Linked DNA regions of Homo sapiens: all the other regions are linked to region 3. A link is a contact called in ENCODE Hi-C or POLR2A ChIA-PET data. All regions are on one chromosome and are shown on one strand. Each heading gives the region's core, a stretch centred on a gene start or an enhancer-like site at or near the end of the contact. The rest is flanking DNA. Distances are from core to core; before and after follow the strand shown.

Region 1 (4,210 bases), core at 250-2,749, 90 kb before region 3:
TATGATTTTTAGGAAACACACATGTCCTACACACTAATAAGTTAAGAAGAATGAAGTGGTTTCAACTTTCACAGAGTATATACTGAGGTCCCTAAGAAATATCTAGATGCCTAGTTTGTTTTCATTCCTAGCTCACTAAAAGTGGTGTTCTGCTACCTCACAGTAGCAGTACCTGCCAGTCCCTGCTGTTGGGGATAAGTTCAGGTCTCTGTTGAGAGCAGCGAGGCATTTGCCATAGCTCCAAGCAAGAGGGCTTCAAGTCCCCTCTCCCCTTCAACCTAGACAAACCTCCTTCACATATCTCCCACCTCTGGCACCACTGAGGGTCTTGAGACTTGCTCACCTATGTGGACTACCCAGGGAAGTGGTCCAGCCCAGCCTCCCACCTACCTACCACTGCCCTTGCCATCCTTACTCTCCACAGGGCATAGATGTAGTGCCTGGGAGCCTCACCTGGGAAGCCCTCATATATACAGGGCAGAAAGCTGAGGCTCCATGAGCTAGTGATGTAGAGGGAAGTAAGGAAGGACCCCTTTCCCTGCCTGTGCTCCAGGGACCCAGCATGTCCCGATCCGACTTCCCTGGTCTCAGTGGAATTGAGAGGATTGTGGGTAGTCTCGTCTTCTACCTCAAACCCCAGGTACCCAGGCATAGAAAAATCTCAAGTTACTGGGTTCTTAGGAAGATAGAGCCATGATTTGGGACCGTAATTTGGAATTTTTTTTTAAATGTGAATTTTAGCTAGCTAGGAATAATTTGGAATTTTAACTAAGAATATAAATGTGTTCGTTCATTTAGGCTTCATTATTCAGCTTCAAGACATAGAATTTTCCAACATGTTTGCCATGATGCATTATATGTAATGCAAGCAAGAGTCACTAGTAACAACAGAATCATGTGATGTTGCACATGGTCTCCCCTTCTCACCCACAGCCAAAGACAGGCAGGCAAGTGGGCTAGTTAATGCAGGTGGGACCATGTTTGAAACAGTCTCTAAGGAGGTTGCCTGGTATGAATTAGCTATAAGCTATTCTATAAAAAGAGCTACAAGCTTTAAAAGCCTAGCAGCAAATCGAGTAGAAGTGATTTTAGATGAGAGCAGCAGCAAGAGAGGTGAGAGATGACTGCATGGGAAGCCCCGGGACAGTTTGCATTGTGCCCCCAGAAAGAGTACAACCCTTTTCCACCCAGACCTGGAAATGTGGCCTTTGCATGTTTCTTCTGTTTTTCTTCTAGGTGAAACGAGAGTTAGCAGGTGTTCTCATTTTTGAGTCTCACGCCAAAGGAGGGACTGTGTGTAAGTGAAAAGCTGTACTGGAACCTTGCGCCTGGCCAGCACCCTTGCAAGCACATGCCACGGGAAGCCAGGCTGCTAACGCCTCACTTCTTGGCCCCGGGTCTGGCTTGGTGACTTGGCAGGGTGTCCTGTGGTACTTTCGTTTTTCTGGACCTGTGATTATTTCCAGCACATGTCAATTATTCTGAAGTATCGTGGTTTTCTAGTACCAGCAAGTGTTGTGGGTGCCAGCCTGAGTCTCACTGGCTCCCTACCCTCCTGACTCACCACAGTGTTTAAAGAGGGTGGGATGAAGTCACTGCCCTTCAGGAAGGGCCTGAGGCAGTACCTTTTCCCAGTGACCTCATTTCGTTCATAGCTTTAGAAGAACTAATCGATCTCTTGAGGTTGTTAGTTAGAATGATATTTAAACCATCCTACTTTATTTTTCTTCTCTCACTTCCACTTTAAGCTCCAAGCTGGAGAGAATTTCTTTGCTTCAAATACATATGCAGTGTTAATCTATAGTATCTCACCAAAATCCAAGTTGCAGTTTAGTTCTGTGATCATATTTGGAAGCAAGAAAAGGAAATTTGATGTGAATAGATGTGAACAATATTATATAAGCTGGCATTCCTTACTACTCCTACAAAAATCTGGCTGGAACAAACAGGGTTAGTGATCTACTAAGGTCAGGAAATGCCTCTCCAATCTCTCTTGCAGAATCACAGGACACAGCAGCATGCTAATGTGTTCTCAGAAGTTCTGCAATAAGGAGAAATGATCACCACGTTTAAACCGATACTTCCTGAGCCTAATGACACATAGAACACTTTTTGCATGGACACCTGTTAACTCTTTAGAGACAGTTTGGAAAATCTTGCTCTTTCTTCAGGCTACATTGTATGAGTCAAATAAGCAGGAAACATTAATTGTAAATGTGGTTTTTTTACTTTCAGTCATCAAAAATGATATTTCTGACATTGATATCTATTTTAGTAAGAATGTAACTTCTTCAAATGTTCAAGGCTTACTTTAATATTTTTATCTTAATGGTTGCTAATGACTTATTCTTTTTTATTTTCTTTTATTCTTTTCATTCAAACTTGCTAATTGTTTTCATTTTATTATGAAATAGTTAAATATTTTAAACAAAAAATAGAGTATATTACAATTACCTTCTTAATCTTTGTCAGATAATAACATGCCATTTTTTTCATATTTTCTTTTTTTTTTTTTGAGACGGAGTCTTGCTCTATCACCCAGGCTGGAGTGCAGTGGCACAACCTTGGCTCACTGCAACCTTCACCTCCCAGGTTCAAGCAATTCTCCTGCCTCAGCCTCCCAAGTAGTTGGGATTACAGGCGTGTGCCACCACGCCCAGCTAATTTTTTTTTTGTATTTTTAGTAGAGGCAGGGTTTCACCTAGTTGGCAGGCTGGTCTCAAACTCCTGAGTTCAAGTGATCTGCCCGCCGTGGCCTCCCAAAGTGTTGGATTACAGGAGTGAGCCACTGCACTCAGCCTTTTTTCATATTTTCTAAAGAATTAAATTATACACGCTGGGTGCAGTGGCTCATGTCTGTAATCCCAACATTTTGGGTGGCCGAGGCAGGTGGATTCCTTGAGTCCAGGAGTTCGAGATCAGCCTGGGGAACATGGCGAAACCCTGTCTGTAAAAATTAGCAAGGTGGATTGGTGCATACCTACAGTCCCAGCTACTCAGGAGGCTGAGGTGGAAGGATCTCTTAGGCCCAGGAGGTCAAGGCTGCAGTGAGCCGTGATCACGCCACTGCACTCCAGCCTAGGTGACAGAGTGAGACCCTGTCTCAAAAAATAAAAAATAAAAAATAAATTATACAACTACACTTGAAGACCCTTTGTACCCTCATTTATCCCATTTTCATCTTTCCTACCCCAAGGTAACTCCTACCCTGAATGTAGTGGTGATCATTCTAACTCACTTTTTTAAAAATACAGTCAGTCCTCTACATCTATGTGTTCCACGTTTACGAATTCAACCCACTGAAGATCAAAAATATTCCAAAAAAAAGAAAGTGGATGGTTGTGTCTCTACTGAACATGTACAGACTTTTTTCTTGTTATTATTCCTTAAATAATACAGTATAACAACTATTTACATAGGATTTACATTGTATTAGCTATTATAAGTAATCTGGAAATGACTTAAAGTATACAAGAAGCTGTGTGTAGACTATATGCAAATACACCACTTTATATCAGGGGCTTGAGCATCTGTGGATTTTGATATCCTTGGGAGGTCCTGGCACCAATTCCCCATGGATACGAAGGGACAAGTGTGTGTAGGTATGTATCTGTAAACAATATATAGTGCTGATTTGCATGTTTTTAAACGTCACATTACTTGTCAGATTACATTTTAGAGCCATTTTTCTATGGGATAAGTTTTAATGAATTGTGGAAGAAATGTGTATGGCTTTAAGAAACAGATTGCTGATAAATTGATATCTACTAAAAACCTATGTTTTAGGGCATAGCAAGGAATGCAGTGTTTCTCTTTCTTTTGTATTCTATAGAAAAGGAGATAATGTGCCACCTGAACAAGTTAATATTTGCCAGTGATGTTTCTCGAATTTTACGTATGCATATTTTCTGGGGACTTAAAGTGATGATTTGATAAGCTGTAATTTATATTGATGTGCTTCTATTCTTATCATAAGTCTTTTCATCTTTTTGTGTCTAGTGTTTAACCAGGGGGAAGAAGGTACCTCCTGGTACATTATTCTAAAAGGATCAGTGAATGTAGTCATTTACGGCAAGGTATATATATCTTTTTCTTTTTGAAACTTTATTACGCTCCACTTACTAGTGTGGCTCTAAGTATTAGCAATGTAGTGCCACAATTAAATTTGCAACAACATTGCTCCTAGATGTAGAAAAGACATTATTGTATC
Region 2 (3,823 bases), core at 275-2,774, 110 kb after region 3:
GGATATGGATCACATTATGACCTGGGCCACTGATGTAGCCAAAGGTAATAATATTTGGTATATTCTTATAGAATTAGTGGGGTGCATTTTCCCCTCCTGAAATGGGGACTTAACATCAGAAAATGTTTTATTCTGTCTTTAGATGTTCTTTTTCCAGACCAAAAGTAGTAAGAATTCCACAGCTGATGGTACAGATAATATTTTAGGTCATTGCCTTTCCACTCCTGAATTCCTTTTATCTTCCTCTTAAGACTCTACTTTATTTCTATCCACGAAATCTAGTTGTAGCTTCAGGGCAGACATGTTTGTCATGTTTTGTGATATTATAATTGACTAGCTTGCTTGACACATTAAATGGAAAAATCATAGTTCTGTTGTTCTGAAAGTCTCTACTTAGACTCAGTATCCAGAAAACATGATTTATTGTAGGATTAGTTCTACTCATTTTGTATACATAATATGCTAAAAATAGAAACCACTTGCAAAAAAAATTTTTATTTGTCCTGCCATGTAAAAGCAATTCAGATTTTATTTTACATTTAATGTAAACTTACTTAGGCATCGCTGTTGGAATTAAATATTTTTAATACACCAAACCCCTAAACAAAGTGCCCAGTCTTTTTTCTCATACATTCTTGCATAGATGAATGCTTTCTAAAGCAATTCAAACTTCATTTATTTTTATCTTTTTTTTTTCCATTTTCCTAACTGAACATTTCTGGGCTTTATTTATAACTGTCAGAGTTGCTTTGGAAACAACTTCATCTAAATAATGAACACCGATAGTTATATTTGTATTCTAGCAACCCCTACAAAGTGTGTCTGAATTTTCCTGGGGCAATTAACTCCTCTACATTTTACTACTCCATTCTCTACAAGCATCTCTTTACAAAGCAAATATAATGTGATTTAGCACTCAGTAAGGGGAGCAACTCATACGTTGATTTCACTGTGTGACTTCCAAAAGTAGCAGTCTTTCCTTTGGGGAATTGTCTATTTTAAGTTTCATCAACACCTACCAAATTCTTCAAATAGGGAAAGTGAAAAAAAATTTTTTTTGAGTTTCATGCTAGATGCTGCTGCTGAATGATGCCTCATTACATTATAAAAATAATAAGCTCTGTGTTTAGGGTGGTGTACCTGAGACTTTATGTTAATTTGCTTAATTGTGTATTGATGCATCGGGCATCTCAAATCATGCTTAAACTTTCATATTCTTAAAGATATTTTCATGTAATATCATAGTGACTTCTCTGTATGTCAGTAGAACACAAGGACCAGCTCTCTGTAAGCAAGGTGATGTGCCTTTATTGGAGGCTGCCTGAGCATTGTGGAAATACCCTTAAATAATGTAAATGCATATATAGGTAGTACTTAACTTACAGCACATCACCTTACACACGTTTGCATTTAGGGTGCTCAGCCAGTTACACCCATGTTATTACTTTATTGGCACTTAGAATAGATAGACAGCAAACAAAACAGCTAACATCAGTCACTCTGCTTCCTGCTGTGCTCTACTTAAGCATCCCTGATTCCCAGCCTGGGAAACTCTTCTCCCTGCACCCCCTTAACCACATGCCACATCATCCCGACTGAGGGATAAGTCTCTTGGCTCCACATCAGCTGAGTCATTCTTGGTGTTTTCTCAAGAGTGCTAGTGCTCTGCATCAGAAGGGCAAGGAAGAGAAGGAATCGAATTAGGTAGCAAACTGGGCCTGGTGCAGTGGCTCATGCCTATAATCCCAGCACTTTGGGAGTCCCAGGCGGGTGGATCACTTGAGGCCAGGAATTTGAGATCAGCCTGGCCAACAAGGCGAAACCCTGTCTCTACTAAAAATACAAAAAATTAGCTGGGCGTGGTGGTGCACTACTCGCCTATAGTCCCAGCTCCTTGGGAGGCTGAGGCAAGAGAATCGCTCAAACCCCAGAGGTTTGCAGTGAGCCAACATCAAGCCACTGCACTCCAGCCAGAGTGAGACTCAGTCTAGAAAAAAAAAAAAAATTAGGTAGCAAACTGGTACCAGAGTTAAAAATAAGGAAGGAGAGGCCAGGCACGGTGGCTCACGCCTATAATCCTAGCACTTTGGGAAGCCGAGGAAGGTGGATCACCTGAGGCCAGGAGTTCAAAACCAGCCTGACCAACATGGAGAAACCCTGTTTCTACTAAAAATACAAATTTAGCCAGGCGTGGTGGCGCATGCCTGTAATCCCAGCTACTCAGGAGGCTAAGGCAGGAGAATCACTTGAACCTGGGAGGCGGAGGTTGCGGTGAGCCAAGATTGGGCCATTGCACTCCAGCCTGGGCGACCGAGTGAGACTCTGTCTCAAAAAAATAAAAAAAGGGAAGGAGAGAATGGGATTGGACCCACTGATGGTGTCCAAAACTGCAGATTAATAAAATCCCTTTTGCCTGTCTGGCTAATGTGTTTGACCTCAGGTGAGAAGAGTGAGGCAGAGAAGAGGCTTGTATGTTTATGGACGCAAGTAATACTTAACATTTAAAAATCCTTTAAGATGGCCCATTAAAAAAAAAAAATCAAGGCTTTAGGAATGACTTCAGCTTTCTCTGATAAGCTGGGTGTAGAACTTAAGAATTTAAGAGATTAAGTAGGAAGCCTTGATTTTTGTTGATTCTGTTTCAAATTCAGCTATGTACCTTTCAGTTTAACCTATGATTGAATCCACTGGAGCAATGATATGTTGAGAAATCAGAGAATGAATATTTTAAGCAAAGGTTGATTCATGCATTTTAAAATAGGCATTGCTCAGCATCATTGCTGTTGAGACAATATCTTCTCACAAAAAAGATTCTCTTCTTTCTAGATGTGAGGATAATGGAGGGTGGACCAGCAAGTATATCTGAAATTGCTGCAAGCTAATCAGCAATGCTTAAAAGGAACAATTAAAGCAGATAAACTCCAATCCAGTTTCAAAATGGTCACCACTCATTCCAGTTCTCCCCAAAAGTCTCCTCAGTTACACCTGCCAATTCTTTTTTTAAGGAAACCCTGAATGTACACCTGATGAAAGTATTTTTCAGCCTTCTTAATTGTTTGCAATAAATATAAGGCAGAATTATAGATGGATCTACAAAAACATTAAATAGAATTTTATGTGTGTGTGATGACTATTGTTTATATGAAATATTATTTAAATGTATACTATGCATCGTACACTAATACTTTATGGTACTTTTTTCTTATAATCTTCCATGAGGAAGGAAAGTGCCTATATTTAAAGCTTTTGTATTTGAGTCTTGTTTTTTGAAATCCTTACTTGTCAGCAAGTGTAGAAACTATCTCTACCAGTAATAGTAATTATACAGATTCTACCTGAAAAATTATTCAGGAATTTGATTCTAAAGCAAGAGAGAGGTAACTATGAAATCCAGTCATATAGATTATTAAATGCTACCCAAGTTGTAACTATTGAATTTTTGCAGTTTGAGGGATGTAGAACTTCTTATCAGAAGAGAAATTTCCTTTATCCCAGTTACATCTTATTTAAGATCACATAATTACTAATACTTGTGTTAACTTGACTCTTCAGTGATATCATTCAGTGATATCATTAAAAGGCAAGAGTTTAAATTTTCTTTGTCCTTTCATGATTCTTCAATATATCATAATTAAAATAGAAGAATAAAGATTTAAAAATTAACCTCTCTATATGCTTTAAAAAGCCTAAGCCTCTTATTAAATTATTTTCAATGCATTGTTCATTTTAAAAAGAAGCCTATTTGATTTGGAGGTGAGGGGGAGGCTATTTCTGCCATTAGTTAGAAAAAACAACTTGAGAAATAAAGAGGATATATTTTAGT
Region 3 (3,956 bases), core at 6-2,505:
TTCTTCTCTTCTAAATCTTGTGGGTTACCAATTTCTGTGGCCTCTTGCTGAAACGTTTAATATTTCTCTCAATTCCATTTCTTCTTTTTTTTTTTTTTTTTTTTTTTTTTTTTTTTTTGAGACAGAGTCTCACTTTCATCCAGGCTGGAGTGCAGTGGCGCGACTGTGGTTCACTTTAGCCTCGACTTCCCCAGCTCAAGCGATTCTCCCACCTCAGCCTCCCGAGTAGCTGGGACTATAGATGTATGCCACCACATCAGGCTAATTTTCTGATTTTTTTGGAGATGAGGTCTCACTGTGTTACCCAGCCAGGTCTCAAGCAATCCTCTCAGCTTGGCCTCCCAAAGTGCTGGGATTACAGGTACCATGCCCAGCCCATTTCTTCTTTTTAATTCCATTTCCTACATCCTAACTCAGGTCCTCATGATCCCACAACCGGGTGGTGACAATATCTACTACTCATCCTGGTTCCATCCTAGCAACCCAACCTACAACTACTGTGGACTACTCTCTCAAAATTACCATTTAAACAGAATCACAAACCCCCATTTCACCCCTTTGATTCTAATTTTTCACAGCTCCCAGTGTCCATGGATAATAAAATTCAAATTCAAAATCCTGAATAATGTTGCCCATGCCCTTGCAACCTCCTCTCACTTTTCCTTCACAGAACCATCCTCCCCAATCAGAAATTTCTTTTCTTCCCAACGCCCACCTCCACCTTTGGCTTAGGCCTGTAACGGACTCTGGCTCCTCTTCTGAATTCTGCTCTGTTAAAATTAGCAACTAGAGCAGCAGACCACGGCCCCTCCTCAAAATTCCAGAGGTACCTACTGATCTTTCTAGAGAGGCAGCCTTCAGACCTATGTTCCCAGAAATCTCTACGTTTGTGCCTTTCCCAACTAGAGAATTAACTCTTGCGGGGCACAAAACAGCCTCTATTTCTTTGCGTCCCCAGCGCCTGTTTGTTGAAGACTGAGTTGAAGGAGTAGCAGGTGGTGTTAATTTGTCAAAAAGATGAGTTAAGGTGCTGGGGGCGAGGGGGAACACCCCCACGGCCCTCCCCCCACAGCAAGGCAGGTGTGTCTGGGGGCCTCGGCGGGTGCCGGGGCGCGGGGCGGATGGTGCCCCCCGGGCGCAGGCCAGGGAGGCCCGAGCGCCTTCCCCACGCCCCGCTCGCCCGCGCGTGTGAGGGGAGGGCGGCCCAGCCGTTTCGCGCCGGGAGGTAGGTGGTGCTGTTGCCGTGACTGTCTTCCTCATTGGCGCCGTGCAGAGAGGCGGAATGTTCAACTCCTAACTGCAGCGGAAACGTGGGAGCCGCGCGGGCCGCTGTCGTCCCAACCCCCGCCGCCCTCGTCGCGCGCGGGGCCTCCGCGCCCCCGGCTGCTGCTCACGCCCCGCCCGGGAGCCAGGTAGGGGTCAGGCTGGAGCCCGCGGAGGGCGGGGAGGGAGGGGGCGAGGCCCGCCGCGCTCGCGAGTCGTCCCTGCGTCTCGGGGCCGAGGCTCCGCCGGAGCCCGGGAGTCTAGGCGGCCTCGGGAGGCTCCTCGGGGCTCCCCTCCCCGACCCAGGGCCCGCCCGGCGGCGGCGGCCGGAGCGAGCGGGCGGGCGAGCGAGCGAGCGTTCGCGGCGCCCGGGAAGTCCTCGCGGGACCTTGGCCGCGGCGCCGCCAAGTGCGGTTCGGGAGAGTTCGGGCCGGTCCCATGGAGAAGTTGGCGCCTGGAGGCGCGGGCGCAGGCCGGAGCGGCCCCGGCTTTCGCGGTCCCGGGCGTGCGGCACGGGCAGGGGCTCCGCGAGCAGCAGAGCCGGCCAAGCAGCGGGTGACTGGGGCACTGTCGGGAGGCGAACCGCGAGGCCCCCAAATCAGGGTAGGGTGCAGGCCACTTCCCAGCACTCGCTGTGCGTGCGAGGAGGGACGACGAACTTCTGCTTTTCTAAGAACTCGACCGCGAGCGGTGTTGCTTCCCATCCATTTTCCTTCATTCTGTTTTCCTCACACAATTAGGCCATGCGAATAACCAGCAGGAACAATGAACACTAAAGATTAGTTTTAAAAACATGCGTAAATGTATCCAGAGCCACCGCTCCCCGCCCTTCCTGCCCCGGGCTTGGGCAGCATGAAGCGCCCGCCCTCTCGGGCTTCCCCCTTTCCTCCCACCGGAGCCGGGGATGTCTCCTTTGGCGACCCTCAGGCAGCGGCTTTTTGTGGGCTCCCAGACCTGCACCAGGCCCAGAAGTGCTTACCCAGGCCGTCGCCTCGTCTGGCCTCGCTTGCCCATGACAGCTTTCAGAAAACTTTAATTCAGGACTGGCTAGATGACATCCGATTGCCTAAAAAATTTTTTTAAAAAGTTATCTCTGTTAGATCGCTGAAAATGTTATGTTTCTGATGCGCTTTGAGATCGCGCATAAGTACTGTTTATGGGGAACTTAATTACTATTTTTGTTAGTTTCTGTAATAATGAAAGCAACACAATTTAGGGGCCCATTCCAAGTATGGTACAGTAAGCAGCTCTCGATACTGGTGTGTGAGAATCGTCTTACAGAGTGAATTTGAGGATGTTTGACTTAAGATTGTTGAAAACTGTACTCCTTCTTTAACCCCGAAGCTGTTTTGGAAGAGCCTTCTTGCTTCCTCGACCTTCGTTGAAATGAACAGCTAGGATTTAGTGGATCCAAACCTCCAAACACGTTTAAAGACAAAAATAAACAAGTGATTCAAGGCTAGTTAATGTCCTCTTTGTAGTAGGCCTATCTCCACAGTGAAATTTCACTTGTTTTTCAATTTTCCAAAAAAAAAAAAAAAAAAAAGTGATGGCTGCATTTTAATTATGGTTATGGTCATTTGTAGAGTCTTTGTTTTAAATTCCTGCTACTATAGTGAGAGATTTAGGAGATTGTAAATGAATACGAATTTAGTTTGGGAAAACAGAATTAAGATAAAGAAAAATGGTCTTTTGGACCACTGCACTGTTTATTTTAATCTATCACAATTTAATTCCTACTATAACTTTTTGAGATTATTTGGGGAGTTTTTTAACTACAAAATATTGTTTAAATAAAAAAATTTAGTGATAATAATTCCAGAGTAAATGACCATGATGCAATTGCAAGGACTTTCTCCGTTGTCTAAAAAAGCAAATAGATGATTGATCCGTTTTTCTTAATCTTTTAGGGAATATATAAGGACACAGTAAAGAGAGAAAAAAAAATCCAAATATTAAACACTCGGACTTGGATCTAAAAATGGATGGTCAAAGATCTTGGGAACTAAGGGGCCTTCTTGCCAAATAAGGAAACTTGGCAAGTTGCACTGTGTATTTTAACTTAGCACAAGAGTGAGTGTTATTGGCAATATATTGGCTCAGAGCCTATCTGGAATGAGCAGTGAAACTGACTTTGATAGGGCTACAAAATTATAAATAGGTTTGTGGGGGCGTGGAGTGAATAATCGAATCATCAGAGAAAACACTGAAAACTTTTCATGAAAATAAGTCAGATGTAAGGTGAAGCTATTAGTGTGGAGTGACAGAGCAAAATGGACAGTTTATTTTAGAAAGTGGTAGATTCAGAAGAGAGGAGAGAATCAGTGGTTTTTTTGTTTTTGTTTTGTTTTTGTTTTTGTTTAAACTGGAAAAAGATGTTTGTGGGGATATAATACTTCTTGGAATAAGATAGCCCTATGTCTGTATCCTGAGATGTTGGAAATAAAAATGAATTTAGATCACTTGTTTTCCATTTTATTCTACCCAGGACAGATTGACAGGGTGAGTATCTTGTCTATCTAAATGTAGTAGGAACAGTTAAGGCACCTTTTGGTCTTACTGCAAGGAAGATTTAGGCTAGTTTTTTGGTAGCTATTAACTTTGCCCCACTAGACACAAATAAGCAGAGTTCCAGCTGTGACCAGAAAATTGTACCTGGTAAGGGAAGAGGACTATGAATGCTAGAGCTTAGA

Evidence for each region. A loop is a pair of places that touch in the nucleus more often than their neighbours do. ChIA-PET counts read pairs that join two places held with the same protein, here RNA polymerase II (POLR2A). Pooled maps may share reads with other maps.
Region 1: a map of gastrocnemius medialis shows a loop between it and region 3 (3-fold over the local background). The contact joins the enhancer-like site here to the promoter of MAP3K20 in region 3. A Hi-C loop is called at or near these places in 4 of 168 maps with a recorded cell type or tissue (PC-9, cardiac septum, gastrocnemius medialis and 1 more) and 1 of 50 pooled maps. POLR2A ChIA-PET finds 5 or more read pairs at or near these places in 3 of 52 experiments (A549, A673 and Panc1).
Region 2: a loop to region 3 is called in a map of MCF 10A, with 3 times the contacts of the local background. The contact joins the enhancer-like site here to the promoter of MAP3K20 in region 3. A Hi-C loop is called at or near these places in 10 of 168 maps with a recorded cell type or tissue (IMR-90, MCF 10A, PC-9 and 7 more) and 4 of 50 pooled maps. POLR2A ChIA-PET finds 5 or more read pairs at or near these places in 2 of 52 experiments (OCI-LY7 and WTC11).

The regions. Positions count from the first base shown.
Region 1 is chr2:172,984,197-172,988,406 of GRCh38, forward strand. RAPGEF4 (Rap guanine nucleotide exchange factor 4) reads left to right here. Exons shown (of 31, transcript NM_007023.4): 12 at 1,237-1,297; 13 at 4,000-4,076. Among named protein-coding and RNA genes, the nearest start is that of MAP3K20, 90 kb to the right of the region's middle. Within about 2 kb of position 1,500, at least 20 of the 41 ENCODE cell types and tissues checked have a DNase peak (open chromatin) inside an H3K27ac peak, as active enhancers do; they include PC-9, Panc1 and gastrocnemius medialis, where a contact is called at or near this core.
Region 2 is chr2:173,182,912-173,186,734 of GRCh38, forward strand. It overlaps MAP3K20 (mitogen-activated protein kinase kinase kinase 20), which reads left to right. Exons shown (of 20, transcript NM_016653.3): 4 at 1-44. Among named protein-coding and RNA genes, the nearest start is that of MAP3K20-AS1, 97 kb to the right of the region's middle. Within about 2 kb of position 1,525, at least 10 of the 41 ENCODE cell types and tissues checked have a DNase peak (open chromatin) inside an H3K27ac peak, as active enhancers do; they include PC-9 and ascending aorta, where a contact is called at or near this core.
Region 3 is chr2:173,074,591-173,078,546 of GRCh38, forward strand. It overlaps MAP3K20 (mitogen-activated protein kinase kinase kinase 20), which reads left to right and starts at 1,256. Exons shown (of 20, transcript NM_016653.3): 1 at 1,256-1,412. RefSeq lists silencers at 951-1,000, 1,081-1,820.